2 separate regions of the Homo sapiens genome follow, and region 2 is linked to region 1. Evidence: chromatin contacts called from ENCODE Hi-C or POLR2A ChIA-PET data. All regions are on one chromosome and are shown on one strand. Each heading gives the region's core, a stretch centred on a gene start or an enhancer-like site at or near the end of the contact. The rest is flanking DNA. Distances are from core to core; before and after follow the strand shown. Region 1 holds the start of RASSF5 (Ras association domain family member 5). Region 2 overlaps MIR29B2CHG (MIR29B2 and MIR29C host gene).

Evidence for each region. Hi-C counts contacts between places; a loop is a spot of excess contacts on that map. ChIA-PET counts read pairs that join two places held with the same protein, here RNA polymerase II (POLR2A). Pooled maps may share reads with other maps.
Region 2: a map of ascending aorta shows a loop between it and region 1 (3-fold over the local background). The contact joins the enhancer-like site here to the promoter of RASSF5 in region 1. A Hi-C loop is called at or near these places in 1 of 168 maps with a recorded cell type or tissue (ascending aorta) and 3 of 50 pooled maps. POLR2A ChIA-PET finds 5 or more read pairs at or near these places in 1 of 52 experiments (K562).

The regions. Positions count from the first base shown.
Region 1 is chr1:206,503,504-206,508,892 of GRCh38, reverse strand. RASSF5 (Ras association domain family member 5) reads right to left here and starts at 1,362. Exons shown (of 6, transcript NM_182663.4): 1 at 834-1,362. The coding sequence starts at 1,290. LOC124904493 (a long non-coding RNA gene) reads left to right here and starts at 1,486. Exons shown (of 2, transcript XR_007066830.1): 1 at 1,486-2,027; 2 at 3,773-5,389. RefSeq lists silencers at 957-1,046, 1,087-1,446, 1,697-1,746 and enhancers at 4,344-4,393, 4,424-4,473.
Region 2 is chr1:207,805,794-207,811,104 of GRCh38, reverse strand. MIR29B2CHG (MIR29B2 and MIR29C host gene) reads left to right here. Exons shown (of 6, transcript NR_135299.1): 5 at 5,008-5,100. Among named protein-coding and RNA genes, the nearest start is that of MIR29B2, 5.9 kb to the right of the region's middle. RefSeq lists an enhancer at 4,239-5,311. Within about 2 kb of position 3,329, at least 25 of the 41 ENCODE cell types and tissues checked have a DNase peak (open chromatin) inside an H3K27ac peak, as active enhancers do; they include ascending aorta, where a contact is called at or near this core.

The DNA of each region.
Region 1 (5,389 bases), core at 113-2,612:
GAAAATCTATACACTGGGGGCCCAGTGTTTTCTGGCTTTGAGAAGCGCCTGGCTCAGGAGGTGACTGGAGGGGCCTGAGGGCTGTGGAGAGGAAGGGACCCTGTCAGGAGCTGAGTAATGTTAGAGCATGACGACTAGGGCAGGAACCCAGGAGGAGGAAGGGGAGGAGGCAGGGCACAGCCAAACATTGGAGCAGAGTCCAAAGGTTTGAGGGGCCAGAGGTGAAAGGCAGGAGGGGGCACGGGTTCAGGGTGACTTCAGGCTCTCTTCAGCCTCACAGCCTGCCTTTATCCAAAATCTAACAAGGTCTCCTCCCTGTCCCAATACGTCCCCCTGGAGGAGAGGTCTGAGCCTGTACCATGGGCGGACAAACAAGCGTTTTGTCAGTAACCCTAATAAGCAAGGGTCAAACGGTCATCTCAACAGCAGTCTCACAACCCACTCCCAAGAACTCACAACAAAACCATGAGGGTGCACAGGGAGATGACAGAGGCCGCCGAGGCCATCACCCACCCACCCCCCACAACCTGTGTGCGAGTGTGTGTGTGTGTGTGTGTGTGTGTGTGTGTGGAGGGCCAAGGCACGCACCTGTCAGGAGACAGGTATCTGTTAACTACCGCATAACCATACCTAGGTAGTGGGCAGGCACTAAAGGATACCGGGCAGGGAACTAAGGAGCGGACTGTCCCCAGGGGTTGTTATCTCCTTATGTTCGGGGCTCCCCTGGAGCCAAAGAGTGTAATGGCCCCTCTCTCCCTGCCCCAGGGCCCTCCCAGTCCTTCGCCCCCAGACTGCGGTCTCCCCGCACGCCCCTCCCCTGCCTTCACACTTACTAGTGCAGCGCAGCGCCTGCCGCAGCACCTCTCGTCCGCACAGGTCACACCAGCCGGGGCCGCCCGGCAGCACCAACTCGGCGAAGCAGTGCCCCTCGCCTCGCTCCGCCGGGACTCTGGGATCCTGCGGCTGCTCGAAGATGCTCCGCACGTCGCGGGGTCGGGGCGCTCCAGGCCGCCGCCGCAGTCTCTGCTGCAGACCAGGCCGGAGCGGGCGAGCGGGTCGGGAGGCCCGGGGCGGGGGCTCCAGGTTCCCCCGGGCAGCCCTCCGGGCGCTGCGCCCCTCGCGCGCCCCGGGCGCAGTGGAGAGGGGCGCCGGGACACAGAGGCGCGAGGACCGGTCGGGGGGCGGCGGCGGTAGCTCGGGGCCGCTCAGGCTCTGTAGATAGCGCGGCGGCTCGGGGTCCAATAGTAGCGGGTACGGGCGCTGCCCGATGGCCGGGGACGCCATGGCCATGCCCGGCTAGTGGCGGCAGCTTTGGCAGCGGCGGCTTTGGCGACTGCGCTACTCCCGAGCCAGCCCCGAGAGAAGGGGCCGCCCCACACCAGCGCGCCTTTAAAGGAACCGCAGCCTGCTGGGCGGGGCGGGGGCGGGGAGAGTCGGAGTGGCAGGAAGGACGACCCAAGAGAACCGCCGACGGACCGAAGGGGGTAGGGTCCGTGCCAGGCGACGTCTGCGCGAGTGTGGATTTGGGGGCGTCTTCACCTGGAGCAGCTGCAGGATTCCGCAGAGGAGCGCCTCTGTACAGTACAGCTCAGAGGGCGCATTTCTGCGGGGGGCCCTAGGCCTTCAGCCCTGCCTCTTTCCCTTGCCAATCACTTTCCCCAACACCAGGTTCACCCCCGACCCGCACCCTCACGCGCCCCGGGAGGGAGCAGGTCGGAGGGAAAAGCTTGGGAACTGGCTCGATGGGGTCTGAGTAGGGCCCCTCCGTCTAGGCGTCCGCTCGCCACTCTCCCGCTGATGGTGCCGACAGGAGGGCCGTGCTCCTTGGCCCTTCCTCTCTCCGGCTTGTCGCCGCCCGCCGCCCCCTCTAGAGCGGAGCTCGACGCGGGTCCGGAATGCCCCGCGCGCGCTCCCGCAGCCGCGCTTTGTCCCGTGGGTGACCGCCGGATGCCTCCAAGGGCTGGCAGAGCTGTCCGCGTGCGACTTTCGCTCTGGTTGGATTTCCCCTTCCTTCGCAGCCCTGCCGGGTAGGGTATTCCTCTTTCCTGGAAGACTGGTGGGGGGTGGAGGGGAGTTGGGGGGGCTCCATTGAGAGAACGCTCCCTCGCCCCAAGGGTTGGGGGAGCTTTTCTTCCTTAGCCAACCCTCCGTTCCCCAGAGCTGCTCTAGTAATTACTGTGGAGATACCAGTTCCCCTAAATGCCCTAAGTGGAACCTGGTATGGATGGTTCACTCATGGGACCCAAAGAGAGATCTCCTTTCTCCCGGCACTTTCCCCCGTGAAGGCTTGCTTCAAGCCTTCATGGACCCTTGTCTGGTTTAACGCTCTGCGGTCACCATCTTGAAAGTCTTACTTTTTGAACAAAGGGCCAGGCGTTTTCTTTTTGCACTGGTTCCCACAAATTATGTAGTTGTTCCTGACAGGCACCTTTGCCCATGGAAACAGGCCCATCTTATGGATAAGGAGGACTCCTGGATCTCTGAACCTGGGCCTGGGCCCTGGCCCTCTCTAGCCCCAGTATTGTTAACTGTACATTGGGCTGGAGGTGGGGAGACAGGTGGTTGTTAACGTGGCACTCTCCAGCTCCGTCATTATGACTCAGTGATCACAGCTTTCCTCTTAAAACACAGGTTCGGTTTGGTCCGTCTAGCGGTGGTCATTTTTTAGAAGAATAGTCTAAATTCTTCTGGACCTGGTCTCTCCCTTCTCTTCCCAGGCCAGAGATGGGTCTCCCCCTAGTGCTTCGTAGGGGAATCTTCACTTTTGCTTTTTGTTTTTCCCTTGGAGGTAATTTTTAGGTAATTCCTAAGATTTCCAGAGTCCAGTGGCCAGGGAATTCCCAGCCAGCTTTGCTCCATGGCTTCTCCCTCACGGTAATCATAGTCCTCTGCCTCCCAAATCTGTAGCAGAAGAGAGGTTCCTGGGGCTCTGGGGGCTCACCAGAGGCGGGAGCTCACCCTATGAGGTGGTTTCTGAGGAATGACCCATGGGACAGTCAACCCCACAGTGCTACCAAACAGAGGAGCTCCGATGAGGGGTGTAAGCCACAGGCCACCGCCTCTGCCCCACCCCTCCTCTACCTTTCCTCTTCCCTCTCCTAACCTTGCTTTTGCTACATCAGTGGTTTTCAAACCTTGGTATGCATCACAGTCATCTGGAGGGCTTGTTAAGATTATTGGGCTTCATCCCCAAAGTTTCAGAATCTATAGGTCTGGGGCTGGGGTTTGAGATGGCTCATTTTGAGCAAGTTCCCAGGTGTTGATGCTATTGATCCAGGGACCCAACTTGGAAAACCATTGCTCTAGGTCTGAGGTGGTGATTCTGAGAATGGGCTTCTCTGTTCCTTCTCCCCAGGACAAGTGTACTTCAGTGGACCTGACAGATAAAAGCCCAATGAGGGCTATTCCTGAATACTTTCTGCTGAAGGTGTAAAAGGGAAAATACAATTTGCCCTTGTGGTCTCTTATTTTAATCTCCCACTTTTTCTGCAAGCAGTTCTCTTGGGGTTGTTGCAGAAATCTGTATTCCATATAAATATTTGCTGTGTCCACACTCTGTTACCCATCTCCACACACTTGAGACTCATCCCCTTCCTGGAGTGCAGTGGGTGGGTGAGGTCCTGGGCATGGAAACAGCTTGAGCTCTGAGTGACAGCCTGGTGGGGCAAGAAGCAGCAGGGATCTGACAACAAGTGCATCCCTGGAAGATCGGCTTTGAAAAGCCATTTGTGAAATAATTGCTAACAGTCTCCATCTCTGTCCTTCCCTGCAGCCTCAAAGCATGGTTTGGGCAGCCCAGCCCAGATTTCCTGGATAGAGAGACTCATGAGGAGGAGCGTCATCTCTGGCCACGGGAAACTGAGGGCTATCTGAAACCATCAGGCATAAAACTCTTCCCCAGTTGTCTGGGCTGTACAGAAAAATGCTCTAGTTTTTGTTTTCCTCCTGCAGCTCTGATTTGGTGGAGTGGCAGTGGCTGCTCTTAGCATGAATGTGGGAGGAGATTGTGCAGGGCCAGAGCCCTATATTTGGCTTCTGGGGTGGGAAAAGAGATGAAAATGGAGATATTAATCATATAACTCCATGTAACCAATCAAAAAATTTATCATAAAGTTTATCTTAAAGTTCATCTCCTTGAGCCAAGAAATTAGAGTTGGGGCGGGCAGTTGCCCTTCTTAACCTCAATGTGAGGCTCCCTGGCTGGGGCATGTCTCCTCTGATGCCAGTTTTCCCAGCCCAGTCCCCTTCTTCCTTGAAATAGCATTTCCCCACCAACCCACGACACACACATAGACTTCTTTCTTGCTCCCATGCACACACACACACACACACACACACACACACACCCCACATGAACAGCAGAGTATTCCTTCTTCCCCAGGGAAGAAGTGCTAAAGAAACTCTAGTCTCATTATAAGCTCAGGACATTGCTGGGGTAGTGTCAGATGCCTGGACTTTAACATTTTTTTTGATCTGTCTGGTCATCCAGGCTACAAGGGTAAGACCGCAGCATCCGCTGAAACACCTCCACTGGGAGATCTTTCCCCTTGTTAGTAGATCCTCTTGGCTCAGACCCATTGACTTTTTTCTGTTTGTGACTCACTCCCAGCAGAGTGGGTGTGCTGCTTTTATTTTTGACCAAGGGGAAGGATTATGACAGTGAGTTTAGAGTGTGTGGTCAGGGTGTGAGATCACTTCAGAGGTGGTCCCAGAGCGTGCTGGTTTTCCCATTGGGTGAGTTGTTTAACTGCTGCCGCCCAGCCTCCCTCCCCAAGTTCCCTAGTAAGAAGGAAAACGGAAGGACAGAACATGGCCTGACTTCCTGAAGGGGACATTTTTGGTTTTGTTTGACTTTGAGGCGTCTGAAGTCGCCTGAAATCCCCGAAGCTTTCAGGGAACTCCCAGGGATTCTGACAGTTGCACAACTGTCTACATGGAATCACTGTAAGAGTCAGGACAAGTTAGGTTATGCTGTAGTAATAAGCTCCACAGCTGAGTGCCCTGAAATAACAGACTCCTTTCTCGCTCACATTACATGCCTTTTGCAGGTTGGCAGGTGCTCTCTTCTCATCAGACTCACCATGTCTAATATTGCCAGTCACTGTGCCAAAGGGAGATTGAGAGAGCCTGGAGGATCCCACATCAGCATTTAAAAGCTCCAGTCACTTTTGCTCACAGCTTATTGGCCAGAACTAGTCATATGACCCCACTCTACAAACAGGAGCAGATGTAAAATTCTACCTTGTGCTCAGAAGGGGAAAGGGCTGGAAATATTTGGCAATCAGCGCTAATGGCCAGTGCAATCTTCAAGGGCATAGAGCAGTTATTCATTCATTTAATGAGTAATTCTCTGATATCCACTATGTATCAAGCACTGTTCTAGGCACTA
Region 2 (5,311 bases), core at 2,080-4,579, 1.3 Mb before region 1:
GCGTTAGTCCCAGACGTACACCACTTCTGCAAGGCTGTGTGGGTAGGAGCCCCTGGGGCTGAGGGGGCACATTGTGCAATCTGCTAAGCAGAATGTAGAGTTTTAAAATAGCTACCTTTCTCCAAGACACTATCTGCTTGCCGCTTTGTGGGATGTTTACCTGGGATTAATAATAGCTGAGTGCCACCCCACTGCCAGTATGGAATAGCAAACAGCGATCTGGGCTAGGACTCAGGCAGGAGAGGAATGGAGTAATAACCATCGTATCAGCTCACATAGTTCTTTTCATACTTGCTGGCTCATTTGGTCCTCACACAACCCTGAGAGGGTAGGTGGTCTTATCCTTGTCGTTGGTAAAACTGAACCTGAGAGTCAATCCTGCCAAGATCTGACTGCTTGTAGCCGCTTCTCGTGGGTCTCCCATCTAGGTCCTCTGACTTCAGCTGTTATTTCTCTGGGTTCTGACTAGTGGGGCAGGGACAGGAGTAGGGGAGTGGAGTCTTTGGCAGTTTCCTTAATTTCTGAAGGCCTTAGAGGGCCTAGAGATGCCTTTTCTATGTGTTGAATGGGAAACGGAACCTCAGCATGTCCAGGTTCTCCAACTCTCTGATTCTTCAGACTTCTTGGAGCTCTTGTGAGAACTGGCTTGCACTTTTTGGCTGGGAAGCCAGCCACTCACCATGTGTTCTTGGAGAGGTTTCCTGTATTTGGAAGCTTCTGGAATATGTGATGCATCAAACCACTGTGACACATCTGTATGGCACCTCATGCCTATGCACACAGGCATGCTTCTGCTGAGTGCAGCTCACTTAGAGATGAGGCCCAGTGTAGGGTTTTTGAAATTTTTCCAACACATTTGTAAGAGATGCCCTGAGCCTTGCCCAGCATGCATGTTGTGTGTATGCTACCTGTTTGCTGGCTAATGTACAGCGCCTGCTGGAAGCCTTGGCTAATGTACAATGTAAAGTAAGGGACTAGAAACACTGGCTTTAGTTCTGAGTGTCTGCTTCATGATTGACTTGAAAAAGTAGGGCTTACCCACAGAGAGAAAGGTGGGTAAGAGAACTCGTGGGTGTCAGTTTTCCTTAAAGGCAGAGCATAATCCCCCACTCTTTATAAGGGCTGGTAAGGCAGAGTATTGGACAGCAGGACTTCTTGGCCAGTTAGCCCTCTTGAGTGACCTTTGTTTAAATAGACCCAGAACTTGTATGAAGGAGGAAATAATGGTTTATCTTTATTTACAGCGGATTTAGCCATGATGGTTTAGGCTTTTTCTGGGGGTATTCCTTTAGGACAGTTGAGGTTGGACAGGGGCAGCATGCATATGTGTCTCTAAATGTCTGTCCTTTGGTATTTCCTGAATGCATCCTTGGCTCATACTGAAACCCTGTGATGGGGAATCCACAGCGGAATTGTTTTAGTGGATAAAGCCTTCTGTAGCTTCATGTGTGAAGATTTGTCATGTTGGATCCAGTTCATTCTGTCCACTTGAAGGATGGAAAAGAGAGTGGGCAGAACTTGCAGCAAGGAGAGTGATTTGGGCTAGACTTCTGGGAGAACTGTGCATCACCTCTGCTGAGGGTTCCTGAGGAAAGATGAAGCCTCTTTATTTGAGGTAGGAGACTCGGTGTCCTCCACAGGATCCTCCCAGTCCCAAGTCTGTGGCACTTTGAGACAGTCCCTGGAACAGCATGAGGTTTGGGTGCCAGGATCTAGAGCAGGCATTTCTCTCCATCTTTCCCATCTGTCTTCAAGACAGGCCCAAGCTGGATGCAATTGAGGGGATGCATGGGCAGGGTACACCAATGTGGTCATCGAATCTGGAACTTTGACCTTGTTTCCCTTTGCAGAGAGAACTTCTGGCACTGATCTTATAGGAACTGGTGTTATTTGCATATAAAAAAAGAGAAAGGCATGTTGTCCCTCATCTTTTCCAGGAAAGAGTGCTGAGCTGCTCTAATCCTATGGTGGGGAGGGAGGAGGGCCGTGTAGAGGACGCAAGGCCAGACATGGTTTGCTGGGAAGAAGGTAGGAGGTGGGAGAGGAACATCCCAGGGCAGGCCCACAACTCTGGGAGCCACAGACATTGCCTGCTATACTAAAGGCAAAGGGATGTGTTCAAATAGGCCTACTATTTAGCGGTAACCCACAGTCTGAAATAAATCAGTTAATGGCTAAATGAGAGTTGTATTAAATATGGAAAATCATATTTTTTGTGTGTCATCACCACCTACAGATTTAGCATCAACAGGCCTGAAAGGCTGAGGATGCTGAAATGGGCCCTGTCCGTAAGATCATGCTTATTTTATAATGACTTTTTGTCTCTTTTCATTACTATTTCCCACTCTTATTCCTTAGGTCTACGTGAATATTTATTTATGCAGTTGTGTTATTTCCTTGGGGTACAGTTCTTCCAGTGTCATTGGCATCAATGAATATGTGACTTTGATTTCAAGTGTAAACAAACCACTGGTTCACGGCAGGGACAAGCCATCTCTGAGACAAGGGCTCCAGCAGCTGCCTACAGATGCCCTTCCCCCAATAGCCCTGGACTGTTTCGGCCAGACGCCTGAGACGAGAGTCAAGGGTGTTCTTGCAGGGACCTGCCCAACGCTATGTCATGTGTCCTGCCTGGAGGGTGGTGCTCACACATGCATCTTCCAGCCTTATTAGCTGGTACTGCTTTTCAGCTTGACCCGAGGAGTGGTATTGGAAGTTTGAGACCGTACATCCCTTGCTAGGTGAGAAGGGGGTCAGAGAGGTCAGGCACAGACAGAGAAGGGAACGCAGGCTCCTGGCCACTAGCCTCTCTCAAGACAGGTGAACTTTGTGTTAAGCGAACTCATTTAATATTTTGGGCCTAATAGAAGTTATTTGTATTTTCTCTCCTCTCTTTTCCCTCCTCTCTCTCACTCACCCTCCCCCCACTCCCCAGCCTCCAAAGAATTTAATCTGCTGGACAACAAACAATACTGTTATAAAACTTTGAAAACAAGAGGGCGCGGCCTCCCTGACAAGGAGAAGGGCATGTTGGGTAACGGCCTGAGGGAGCGTGCCAGGCCTGAGATGGAGCCGGGCGAGAGCCCAGTTGGCTGGGTACCTGGGCGCCTGCCCCTGCATAGCCCACTAGCCGCGCCATCCCCAGGCCAGAGGGGAAGGAACCAAAACAAAATGGGGGGCAGAGAAACGCTTGAAAAGGGAAGTTGCACATGTTCCCCTCTCTCTGATCTGATGGGAATGCACTAGACTGTGAAACTTCCTCCTCCACCTCTTCTCCCGAGTCCCTCCCTCCCTCTTACCCTCCTTCCTCCTCTCTCCTCCCTCCTTTCTCCTCCTTCCTCCTCCTGCTACTCACTGTTCTTGAGTCTGGCAGACAGAGGTCCTGATAGCAGAATGAGGCTGGAATAGCACCATAGGTGCAGCTACCAGCTGGGCCAGCCAAAGAGGAAGGAGAGAAAGTGGGCTTGCAGTTGGCTTTGGATTCAAATCTACCCTCTGTCTGGCCCAGCCTCCCTCCATTCTATTAGGGAAGTGGAACTACATCACGCCACAGGGTGTGCCCAGTCCATGTGTGTGGACCAGGTGTGTGCCCAGGTACTGGGGAGAACTGCCACTCAGAGATTAGTTCAGGAAGCACCCTGGGCTTCCTGGTGCCCCCCTTGGGCTGTGCTCTGCTCTGGGGAGAGTGTTTGACTTGTTGAAATGCTCTCTCCTTTGAGATGCTGTGCTCTCCCTCCAGGGAGGAGCAGAGGCTGTGCTGCAAGAGGCTGGGGCATGTCTCTGGAGGAGCTCTTGGGAACAGGAACGTGCTTCTCCCAGCGAGAGCAGCCATGCCGTCTTGTGAGTGTGGTGCCTGGTAGGATACTGCATCTGTTAGTTACTTCCCAGTGGCTGAAGGAAGTGGTCACCAGCTCTGCCTGGGGGAGGTGGGGGAGCTGGGCTTTGGGGCGTCTCCCTCCCTACCTCCAGAGTTAGGTTTCACCTGAGACTGTGGTTTCACTTTTGACTCCATCTTCACTGAGTCAAGCAGATGATTTAGGAATGACCAGGGAGCAGCATTGGTGGTTTGCCTTTGGATCTGCATTGGTTTGGACCCATGAACTCTGTGGTGGGCATTGTGTTTGTGTAATAGACCATTGGTATGCTCATTTTTCCTCTTGCAGAAAGCACTAGCTTTCTTGAAAGCAGTTCAGGGACATGCCCATCCTTCTGTGCCAGAGCTGAGCCCTTCTACTGGGGGAACATGGAGACACGCGAGCTCCAGTCTTCATTCCACTCCTCCTCCTTCCCTTTGCCCTCCACTGTCTCCTGCTGTCCCCCCAGCTCATCCCAGGGGCAGGGTAACCTTGGTGCATCCTCCCATCCAGCCAGCAGTCCCGACCCAGGGCCCCCGTGCCTGGACTGAGTCTGGGGTTTATGTCAGTAGTGTTAAGGGAGGGATGGAAAACTGAACTTTTAGGAGTGCAGCTGCCTAGGAACATAGACCTCCATACCTCTGACGCAGGGGAAACCAGAAAAACCGATGCTGGGTCCACGTAGGCTTGGAAGGCTGTTACTTTTTGCCTTCTTACCTGAATAGGAATTTGAGGGGCACTGTGGGTTTGGAGGATGTGATTCCCACACTGGGGCTCAGGGCCTGGGAAATGCAGTGGTCCCTGGGTTCTGAGTCCTCCTTTGAAGGCCACCCTGCCAGAAAGGAAGAGCCTGATGGAGGTTTCTGGGGACTTTGGGCCAGCCGGTAACTCCATGCTCCCTCTGCTCCACCCTTGGCCCCTCATGTGTATACCATTCCTTTTATCACCCTTCCCTCTGATTCACAGCCCCCACCCTGACAGCTAAAGACAGAATGCCCAGGCTGCTGCCTAGAATGACAGGAAGCTGGACTGCCCTTTCAGTTTATACATGCAATGGCCTGGGACTGTCTCTTGAGGGCAAGACATTCCCCTTTTACAAAAGAGCCTTCCCCAGGCCCCTCTCTCACCAAGATGAGCTCTTCCTTGCTGCCAGGAGCCCTGAAATCAGCATTCCCAGAGGAAAGAAGATGGCCATCTGGGCTTGGCTTCCGGCTCCCCCCATCTGGCTGGAACACACATCAGTCACGTAAGTAGCTGTGACTCAGCACCCAGCACTGCCTTGGCAGAACCTTCCCACGTTCTGGATTTGCACACACTGTGGTAGCGCAGCACAAGCAAGCAGGGTTAGGTAACTGGGGACCAGTGTCTGTTTGTTCAGTGGGTTTGCCTATGGATTTCAGAAAGAAGGATTCCCTCACCTTCCCATTTTCCTCCCATGTTATTTTTTAGGTACCATG